Regions from separate parts of the Homo sapiens genome. Here region 2 is linked to region 1. A link is an interaction called in ENCODE POLR2A ChIA-PET data of the cell type or tissue named here. Cell type or tissue: OCI-LY7. All regions are shown on one strand.

What was found. Peaks named below come from ENCODE experiments on the same cell type or tissue, not always from the same donor. Only the 100,000 strongest peaks of a DNase experiment are listed, where the experiment ranks them.
Region 2: POLR2A ChIA-PET joins it to region 1 with 13 read pairs; 3 of 35 experiments call an interaction of 5 or more read pairs at or near these places.

The regions. Positions count from the first base shown.
Region 1 is chr5:125,199,884-125,204,883 of GRCh38, reverse strand. The region is part of intron 4 of LOC101927421 (a long non-coding RNA gene); the gene reads right to left. Among named protein-coding and RNA genes, the nearest start is that of LINC02240, 290 kb to the left of the region's middle. In OCI-LY7, no CTCF peak of the experiment used is centred here; a DNase peak (open chromatin) is centred at 4,423; H3K4me3 peaks cover 1,294 bases; H3K27ac peaks cover 757 bases.
Region 2 is chr5:125,009,744-125,014,743 of GRCh38, reverse strand. No RefSeq gene overlaps it. Among named protein-coding and RNA genes, the nearest start is that of ZNF608, 270 kb to the right of the region's middle. RefSeq lists a silencer at 2,461-2,661. In OCI-LY7, no CTCF peak of the experiment used is centred here; a DNase peak (open chromatin) is centred at 2,623; H3K4me3 peaks cover 578 bases; H3K27ac peaks cover 460 bases.

The sequences.
Region 1 (5,000 bases):
AGTTTATAAGCTCAGACATTTTATTTTTTTAAGGTATTAAAATTATTGAACACCAGCTCCCCAAATATCAGCAACACAACCTGTTGAGAAGACGAAACTCATTGTATCACTCAATGTAGCAATGGAGAACACCACCTTACCTTTCATAACCCCTTGGGGATGGGAAGGCAAAGTCAAAATTTATTGAGCATTGAAAGTGTCACTGTTGGAGGTTGTCCATGTTCTTTGCATCTTGAACAAAGAATTGGACAAAAGACACAAACAAATCAAGGAAGGAATGAAGGATTTATTGAAAATGAAAGTATACTCCACAGTGTGGGAGCGGGCTGAGCATAAGGGCCCAAGGGCCCCAGTACAGAATTTGGGGGAGTTTAAGTAACCTCTAGAGGATTCCATGGTTACTTCCATATGCCCTATGTAAATGGAGAGGAAGAATTAAAGTTACAAAATTATTTACTTGGCCTATGCCCTTAGGAGAGGATATTTCCTGTCATAGCTAAAGTGTGAATTGGCCTTATGTTCCCTGCCTCCTGACCCTATTTTCCTGCTTCAAAAGTTTGGTGTGAAGTGGTTCTTCCAACACAAGGACTTGATTAGGATTGGGTAAGGATTGTAATATATCAGTTTAGGATTGGTGGAACGGAAGTGAGGCAAAGGATTCAAAGAATCTATGGAAACAACTCCCTGTTGATGTTTTCTGTTGAAGGGTTGATGGATATTCCAGGGAGTTCCAGTAATGAACAATCAAGTTATTTGCCTGGGCAAGACTCTCCTGGAATAGTAAAGTTATGCTAATGAAAATAACGAATACTGAATGTAGACATGTTGATGTAGACAGTAAGCTGTAGGAGAAGGAAGTAAGTAGTTTTGATTCTAAGGGTGGCATGTGTCTATGAATGACAATATAAACAGATGTCCAGCAGAGAGAAAATTCCTCCTTTTTCACACATCTAACAACTCTGGGAAATATTTAAACAAGTGAGTTTTACCTTTGCATGGCTACTTCCACATAACCAAATATAGAGAATCAAGTGTTTATAGAATAAATTGGTAAAATCAGGCAAAGTGTTTTTGAGAAAGCTCAAGAAATCTGGCCAGGCACAGTGGCTCATACCTGTAATCTCAGCACTTTGGGAGGCGGGTGGATCATGAGGTTAGGAGTTCGAGACCAGCCTGGCCAATATGGTGAAACCTCGTCTCTACTGAAAATACAAAAATTAGCCGGGCATGGTGGTGTGCGCCTGTACTCCCAGCTACTTGGGAGGCTGAGGCAGGAGAATCGCTTGAACCCGGGAGGTGGAGGTTGCAGTGAGCCATGATCATGCCACTGCACCCCAGCCTGGGTGACAGAGTAAGACTCCATCTCAAAAAAAAAAAAAAGAAAAAAAAGAAATCTACCCTTGAACCCAAATGATTCAGGTTAAATGCCCAAATTCTTGAAGTTGTGCTCATTTACCACATGTCAAATATTCAGTGAGTTCCTACTATATTCTAAGCAAGCAGTGTACTGTATGAATAATATATCAATGAACAAAACACAAAAAGAATCTGCCCTTCAGAAGTTTACATTCTAGTAATTTCTAAAAGGAAGCAATATAATAAGAAATCAGTAGAGGTGTGACTCAGAAGAAACAAGAAGGCACTATAATACTGCAAGTGAAGAGGTGCTAAAAAAAGACTCTTCTATGGAGGTTATGCTGGCTTGTTTCATAAAGATGGAGAAGAAGCCAGCACGAGAATCATGAGCACAGCAATTACCTGTGAGAGAGTGTTCTCAGCTTGGAAAAGCCAAGTCCAAATGTCTTACGGCAGGAAAGAGTTTAGTTTGTCCAGGAAACAAGGCCTCTGTGGCTAAAATGCAGTAAGTGATGATGGCATTGATACAAAGTGAGTTTCAAGAAGTTTTGGCAGGAATCAAGTAATATCAGGCCTTGTAAGCAAGGTCAGCTTCATCACACAGGGTTCTATGCATCTGCTTTAATCTGTGCTGTTGCTGTCTTGGGATTGTTAATCATGTTTGAACAAAGGATATCTCATTTTTATTTTGCACCAAAGCCTACAAATTATGTAGCTGGTCCTGCTGGTAAATCATAGCAAGGATTTCAATTCACACAGTTTATGAGGGTGAGTTTTTTTTTTTTTTTTTTTGCTTTTGTTTTTCTCCTCTCACATTCAAGAAACCTGTAAGTAATCAGGCCAGGGTTAGTGTGCTCTCTGTGGTACCAGAACCCCCAATTCCTTCAATCTTGTTCTGCAGTACAGGGCTTTCAATCCCAAGAACACCCTGGAGTATAAACTGACTGCTAGAGCTGCAGCCATTACAGTCTCTGTCCAGCTGTGCTCAAGAACACTGCCTAAATTACCATACCACTTCCACCTACATCCCATTGACCCATTCTAGAAAATAATCATGCCTAGCTGCAGGTGAGGCTGAGAAACAAAGTCTTAATTCCAGGAAGCCACGTGCCCAGCTAAAAACTGAGATTTCTTTTCCCATATGAAAAGGAGAAAGAGATGTTAAGGGACTATTACCAGGCCTGCTATATACTCTCACATATTCCTTTGACTGAAATAATCATTCATTTATATATTCATTCAACATTAATTCACCTAAAAATGTTATTGAGAGCCTATTTTATGTCAGGCTGTATACTAGGGACTGAGGAGAGGAAGATGATTAAGAGTTAGGTCTTACAGAATAACATAGGGGGAGGAAGAAAGATCACAGATAATTACAGTACGGTGTCACAAGTACTGGAATAGACTGTCCAAAGAGAAGAGGCCATGAATAACTAACAGGAGGTGCTGATAAAGCTACACAGAAGAGGTAAGGTGAAACGTGAATTTGGTTTTATAAGGATGCAAAGGATGCAGTAGGAGACAAAGAAGGGGAATATACTTCCAAGTTACACCTTCTACGGGAAATGTGATTCTGAAATAATATTTAGGATTTCTGCAGCTTTGTTATAGTTATTAGTCAGACTTGGTAAATAAAGCATGGCCCAGCTGATTGTTTGGTTAAATCATTTCATGATCAGTGTGGGTCCTCACACAACTATTTTGGCGACAGTCATCAGAGCTGTTGCTAAAGAGATGCTGAAATGAATGGATTGGCCATGTTGCAGCTCAGTTCACCAGCAGATATAGATTCAGAGGCAAAGAAATATACTAGCTGACAGCAGAATCAGGCTTTGCCTTTATAGACCATCCCTCTAGTCTCATACCCATCCAAATGACAAATCCCCCATCTGCTCTCAACCTGCCTCCTGAGCCAGTCATATTGCATCAGAGGCCCTATAAGCCAGCAGCTTCCCAAATTGCCCTGGCATTACAGGGGGATGTCTTGCTCTGTGACACCCCATCTAACTTTGGGAGAAAATTCCCATATTTAGTAATGCCTTGCCCATCTTTTCCCAGCAGTTTTGTTTTTTTTTTTTTTAAAGAGTGAGATCTTTAGGAATCATGTTGAGCTTTGAAAAACAAAAGAATTCCTCAACTTGAAAAATAGAGATAAATTCAGATTTTTCAGACTCCTAAGATTCAATCTTCGGAAGCCACAGCCATACCCCCACTGTGGGGATGGCGGTCACTGTCACAATGGTGAGCCTCCTGTTCAGCTATTTTGTCCTGAAACAAAAAAAAAGAGCTCTGTGATAAATCACATCTGCAAGATGTGTTTCATATGTCAAGCACACATAGCTTCTAAATCAAATGCTGATACATGACTTATTCCGTCAAAAGTAAGCAGAATGCTGTAATTTATAATCATCTTGAAGCACACTGCGGAGAAAATGAAAGCAGACCATTAAATTTTAATGCCTGTTCAGCTCTCTGAAAAAGAGTGTTTCTGGCCACTCTGGAAGCAGGGTAGTGTTTCTCACACCATTGTGCACAACCCCAAAAACAGTCTGTGTTTGCCAACATTTGTGGAAACTAATTGAAAAAATGATTTAGCTGTTAAAAGCAGCCATCAGTCAGGAAGTTCTCACGAGCACAGAGGTGCCTGAAGAGGAGCCAGTCCCGTCCAACGCCCCAGTCCCCCTTAGCTTTTTAACAATCGTCTGTTGTTGTGCAAGCCAGCTCCCCGCAGCAGGGCTGCGAGCGAATATTCATTGGGGTGTCATCTCTGCTTAGACTCTCGTCCTGCACACCTATTCATCTGGGTTAAGTGAACAGCAGCATCAGCTCAAATTAAGCTGGCTTGAAAACAGCCACTGTTAATAATTTCTGCTGTGATTCAACTTAGCTTTGGCTAACAGGTGAAGATGTTTCAAAACGGAGGCAATTACAGCTCTGAGAGTGCTTTCCCGCTGCCTGTGTAATCAGAGGAATGGAACACTAGCTCCTCGCGTGCGTGGGGAAGGGCCAGCACAGCCACCATTGGGCTGCATTCGTTATCTGCTAGATTGAACAAGCTGCCTGCCGGGGACAGATGCTTAGCGCAGTGATTAGAATATAAAGCAGTTGCAAAGGCTGAGGGGATTGGAGTCAGCATCCTTTATCTCAACTTACTACAGGCTTTTCTGGTCAGATAACAAGTCTTCCAAACCGTTCTTTATAGACGAGAAATCATATGTATATCAATGCATGAAGACTCATGCATATTCATTAGCCTGTACCCTGTGTGAATTTTCCATTTAGATGGAGAACTGTAAAAAAAAAAAAAAAAAAAAAAAAAAAGAAGGGGAGGTCTTCAATTCTATGTAAGTTTAGTTCCTTTTATAGCCAAATTTTTATGACAAGGAATAAATGGAGGGAGTAAGTGTTAAATATGTACAATAAAAATGCTTGCCAAATTTACTTCATTATTTTCTGAGATTGAAAAGCCCAATAGTTTTACAAATTTCCAAACAGCTTTCATATTTAAGTTTAAAAAAGAGGAAGATAAGTGAAAACTTTGTATAACCCTAGATTTTCACTTACTCTGTAAGGAAAGAAAACTGAAATTATGTGTGGGTTTTGTTACTTTTTAAATTACAGAGATAGCATATTTCCATCTA
Region 2 (5,000 bases), 190 kb after region 1:
TTGTCAACTGGCTAATGATAAATGCTAGAGAGGTGTGGATTTCCTTCTCTGTAGACTGAAACACTAGGTCAGCAATCTCTCTTCCAGCTCTGTCTTTTTCTCCATGCACCCTGGATGGACAGGTAACCTAATTTGCTTCTTACTTACAAGGAAAAATGCAACTGAGTGTCAAGCCTCTCTGTAAAAGCTGGTCTCTGGAGGTCACCCCATGGTGGTGCTTAAAAATGAATTAAAATTGTCTTATTATAGTAAGCAATGTTTCTTAACTCCTCATCTGGAAAACTGTTCCTTGCCCCAAATCTTTTCTCCTCAGCTTAACACTATTTCTTCTGATTCTGTTGTCAGAATACAGTTGGAATACCACTGCCAGCACGTTTGACATATGCTAGGTATTAGCCCTCACCTGCAGATGGCAAAGCTCTTTCCTCATTCAATATGTCACAGCTGCATAAGTAAAACATTGTTATCACTCCCTTATAAAGGCATAAATTGTAAGATAAATTTTTTAAATTGAAAATATTGACCTATACCACTCTGAAAATCTAGGATATAACTGTCAAATTTTTAGAGGCAGTTAATTTCTTACTGATGTATATAGCTGAAGAAATGACATGAAAAAATAGTTAAATAGGATTAGTATAAAATATCCAAAGTATCCATTGTTTGAAAGTTTTCTCAAATTTATGGGGCTGAAGTTCATATGCATTTTATTTGGTTTTGTTCTGCTTTATAGGAATGGATTCATCTATTTTTAGAAGAGTCAGAGATGCGAGGAGAAAACGAAGCACTTGCTATGCTTTTAAAAATATTTGGGTGTATATGTGCTCATAAAGTTGCAAAATAATCAACATAAAATTTGGTTTTTTAAAAATGAGCATCTTTTCTGCAAGTTTCTTTTAAAAAGCAAATAACTTAATATCAAATATTTTTCCCTTAATTTACAATTACTTGAATATCAATATAACTAATTAGAAGCACTTTTTTCTTATTAGAAATATAATTATTTATCACAAAATTGATGTCATTACCCATTTTAGACAAATCTATTCCAACATGGTCTTGTTGTGCTAAAAAGAAAATAAATTCCAGATTTTCTGTTTTCTCTGTCTTCATTTTTCGATGTATTTTTCCTTTCAAGAAATACAGAGCTTCTGTTTATGAGAGATGCCTCATCGTTTTTCAGTTTAATTGCTGTGCTCACTTTTTAAATTTATTTACACATCCAATGTTATGCACATATTTCAGATGTTAAAAACGTTCAGGCCCTTATCCTTTCATCGGTGTCCCTTTCATCAGTTTAAGTGAAAAGTAAAGAAAATGGACCCAAGAACAGAGTTCTGGGGCTGTTTCCACGCCCAGGAGTCATAACTTCCCATCCACAAAACCTCTCAGGAAAGCTTTATTGTACTAGCTTCAGCTCCTGGCTTCGTTTCTCCTCCATCAGACACAGGCTTCAGAGGTGCAGCAAATCTCAAAGCAGCTCTTACCAACCATCTCTCTGGTAATAGTCATAGCCATTGTTTTTAAAAGGCTGAAAGAAAGTAGATGGCTGCCACAAAATGTGCCCTATCTGGTACTCCCCAATCCACGTTATGAAAAGGCCACATGATAGACCCAGCAGCTAGTAGAAAGGGTTGTGAGTTTGTATTTGTATGAAGAAAAAGAAGGAAAGAGAAAAGAACACAAGGGTATATTTCAGACAGGCAAGTATGAGAAAGGACAGCTGGAAACAGCACTTGGCTTTGACATTTGGGTACTGCGCTTCAAAGATTAGGAGGCATGTCCTTGCCTTGGGCACTGTTAACGACCTTATTGGCTGTGAGTTAATATTTGACAAAAGGATTTGAGCCAATATTAGCTGGTTGTCCTGAACGGGAACTCTTCAGCCGCTTCCTGAATACTTAGGGCTAGTTGGGATCAGTCAGACAGGGTTTGCACAAGTTCTGACTGATCAAGTCTTAATCAAACCAGAAGAATGAGAGCAGACTGGTCAAAACAAAAAGAAAACCAGAAAAGGAAATATTTTCCAGTGTAAATAGAAATTTTACTTCTACAAATTGATCAAGAATATTTTCAGATGATATTCTTTGGTGTTTGATAGTATTTCATAAGTTACAACTAGATGACTGGTTTTATTTTTAAATACTTGCCATTGTTTGTTGTGAGACATACATTATTTGCATTGAATTTTGATTTTTTATGGCCCTAATTCAACTTCTATCTCTTCTTTAGCCAGTGATTTCTTAATTAATGGTTGCCAAAAAATGAAGAATCAAATCTGATATGGGCGTACCTGGTCCTGAAACTTTTGTTTTGCACCATTCAATCAGCTGACTAAATTGCCATTAAAAAAAAAATTCTAGTATGCTTCTAAGACACTATAAATAATCATGACAATATCTAATAAAAATAGATGTCATATCAGAAAACCACAGTGGAGTTTAAACTTAGTTTAGCAAAATCAACAACTTCCTCACAAGACTGATGAACTGCAGTTACGTGTTTTTAACAAAAGCATTTCTAGCAACCAGATAAGCAAGTGTCTTCTTGACATAGACGGATGATAGCGCATGTGCCAGAAGCCAGTGGAAAATAGGAGCTGTCATCTAGAAAATGACAGAGCCATTTCGAGTCCCCCTAGATTAGCACTCCATCTTCAGCTGAGCAGATATACTATTAGTTGAAGGTCTATTGCCAGCAAATCAGAAGCAAGAGGGCAGAGCCCTATCTTTCTGAGATGACTGGAATCATCAGAGGCTCAAAGGCAGAGAATGCACATGATGACATCCCATCTTTTTGTAAGAGTTGTGCCATAAGAAGCCAATCAAATAAAAGTTTGATCACATACATCATTAAAAAGTATTAATATTTTCACCATAGAGACTAAACAGTATTCAAAAACAGTGTAAACTAGAGTAAATGTTTTTCATACCCTGTGTCATTCAAAACTGTCTTGCAGATAGGTACCTGATTATAACATTACAGGCTTTGCTACTTAGCTTTATGTAAATAACTGAGCGTGAGGATATTCATCTTCTCAGCCTCATGTCACTAAATAAACATTGTTGGACTGACCAGCGTCTAGAGAGGTAACTCTGAAGTTAAAAGGAAGGTCCAAAGTGCACTAAATTTAGCAAAACAGGTTTTCAGTGCAGCTGGTTCTGTCTTCAGCAAAGGCTTTTCCAACTTGTCCTGGAGCCCTCTGGGGACCACCTCTTTGTGTCTGTACTTAATGGCTAAGGATAATATGTTTCTCCCAAGTGGTCCTCTAGCAAAGATGGAGCATTGCTATTCTGTTAATGGCTAGATACTGTGTGGCACACTACTTATAACGCTGGTCTAGTGCCTGCTAGGCAGAGTGCTGCCTCGTGGTCAGCTACTAGGACGTAGCTGATTTCCAAGGATCAACTCAGGCACCATCAAGGAGGTCAACTCAGAACCATGTGGTCATGAAGACGGCCTCCACATCTGAAAGTGAAAGTTTCCACTGGACACTAATGGGCATACCAACAGTTGTGCTGCAAAACAAAACAAAACAAAAAACTACCTTATACACATTTTGTCTTAATGGCCTGGGTTAGTAAAAATGAAAGAAATACGTTTAAGTGTTCAGAAGCTAAAAATAACAAAGAAGCCAATCTCCCAGGGAAGAAATGACTGCCTTCCACTTCTGGGTAGTTAACAAAGGCATTTTAATTCTAACTTGGAGTTACATGAGGTGATAGTCTGTGTATAATTTAGGACCCTCTGGAGCTACATGAGGTGCCAGTTGTGTATAATTTAGAACTCTCTGGAATCTCCTTACTCCTATCAGGCCAAGAAATGCTACACAGATATTTCTAATTAATATTATAAGCCAAATAAAATCCAATTACATTGATGAAGCAACTTTAGAAAGAAGTATTCTTCTGACTACGTATTTTGCCTGTAATGACATTATTTATCTACAATGTAATGGATAAACAAGAAAATCCCCATTTTTGCAGCATTATCATTTGATTTCAGGTCTGTCAGTTTATATCACACAAAAGCCTCCTTTCCCCCTCTCTCTCCCACGCTTTTCTTTTTGTCAATGACATTCCCTGCGATGAGCATTCCAAAAGAATAGCGTTTGCTTCTCTCGTCAGCTTGGTTTTGTCAGTTCTGAACACAGGGTCTTGCTTTGCCATTTTCAAGGTCTCTTTCAAACCCTGGATCACAGCTGGTGCTTCAATCACGAGTTCACACCATGAAGAAGCTGGCAGTTGATCCCCAACCAACTCTGCGGAAGATATATAATCTCTTTCATGGCACACAGTGGAATACGCCTTTCATTTCATCCCTGAGAAAGACTGCATCCTTCACAAGTCCTTCTTGACAAAAATATTAATAATGTCCCAGCCTCCTAAGGGACAGGAACATTTTGGGGTTTGAACTGAAGTGACCTTAGCTTGTCAAGATGATTTGACTTTAAGAAACGCAACAGTGAATCCTGTTTTCTATTGTGATTTTAAAATCTGCCATAGTAATAAATTTAAGGACATTTTAATTATGGTTATCATGACTAAATGTGCCGATATGAATGAGTGGAGGTTTTATAAAAGAAATATGCTCATATAATGGAATTAATATTCTTCCCCAATGTACAATGTGGAATTTGTTGTAAATCATTTTCAGAGAATCTGTTTAAGATAATATTCTCAATGCTTAAAAAGTGTTTTATTTATACATGGGGGATGAGAATGAAAGAAAAATATTTAGTGACCAGGTAGGAAGAAAAGCCTAGCAATGCTAGACAGATGTGATTTCAGGATTTATATTATTATCTGAAATCAACATTGAAAGTTAGTAGGCAAATCAGAAAACTGAATTGGAATACAATCATACATAATAAGAATTAAGGATCTGAAGTAAAATTCTCCTTCCTTTGCTGTTAACTATTTTTTTCACATTTTGTGGCTTTACTATAGTATTTGTTTAGCAATTAATGTTCTAAGTTGTAACGCATTCAAAGAAATTAA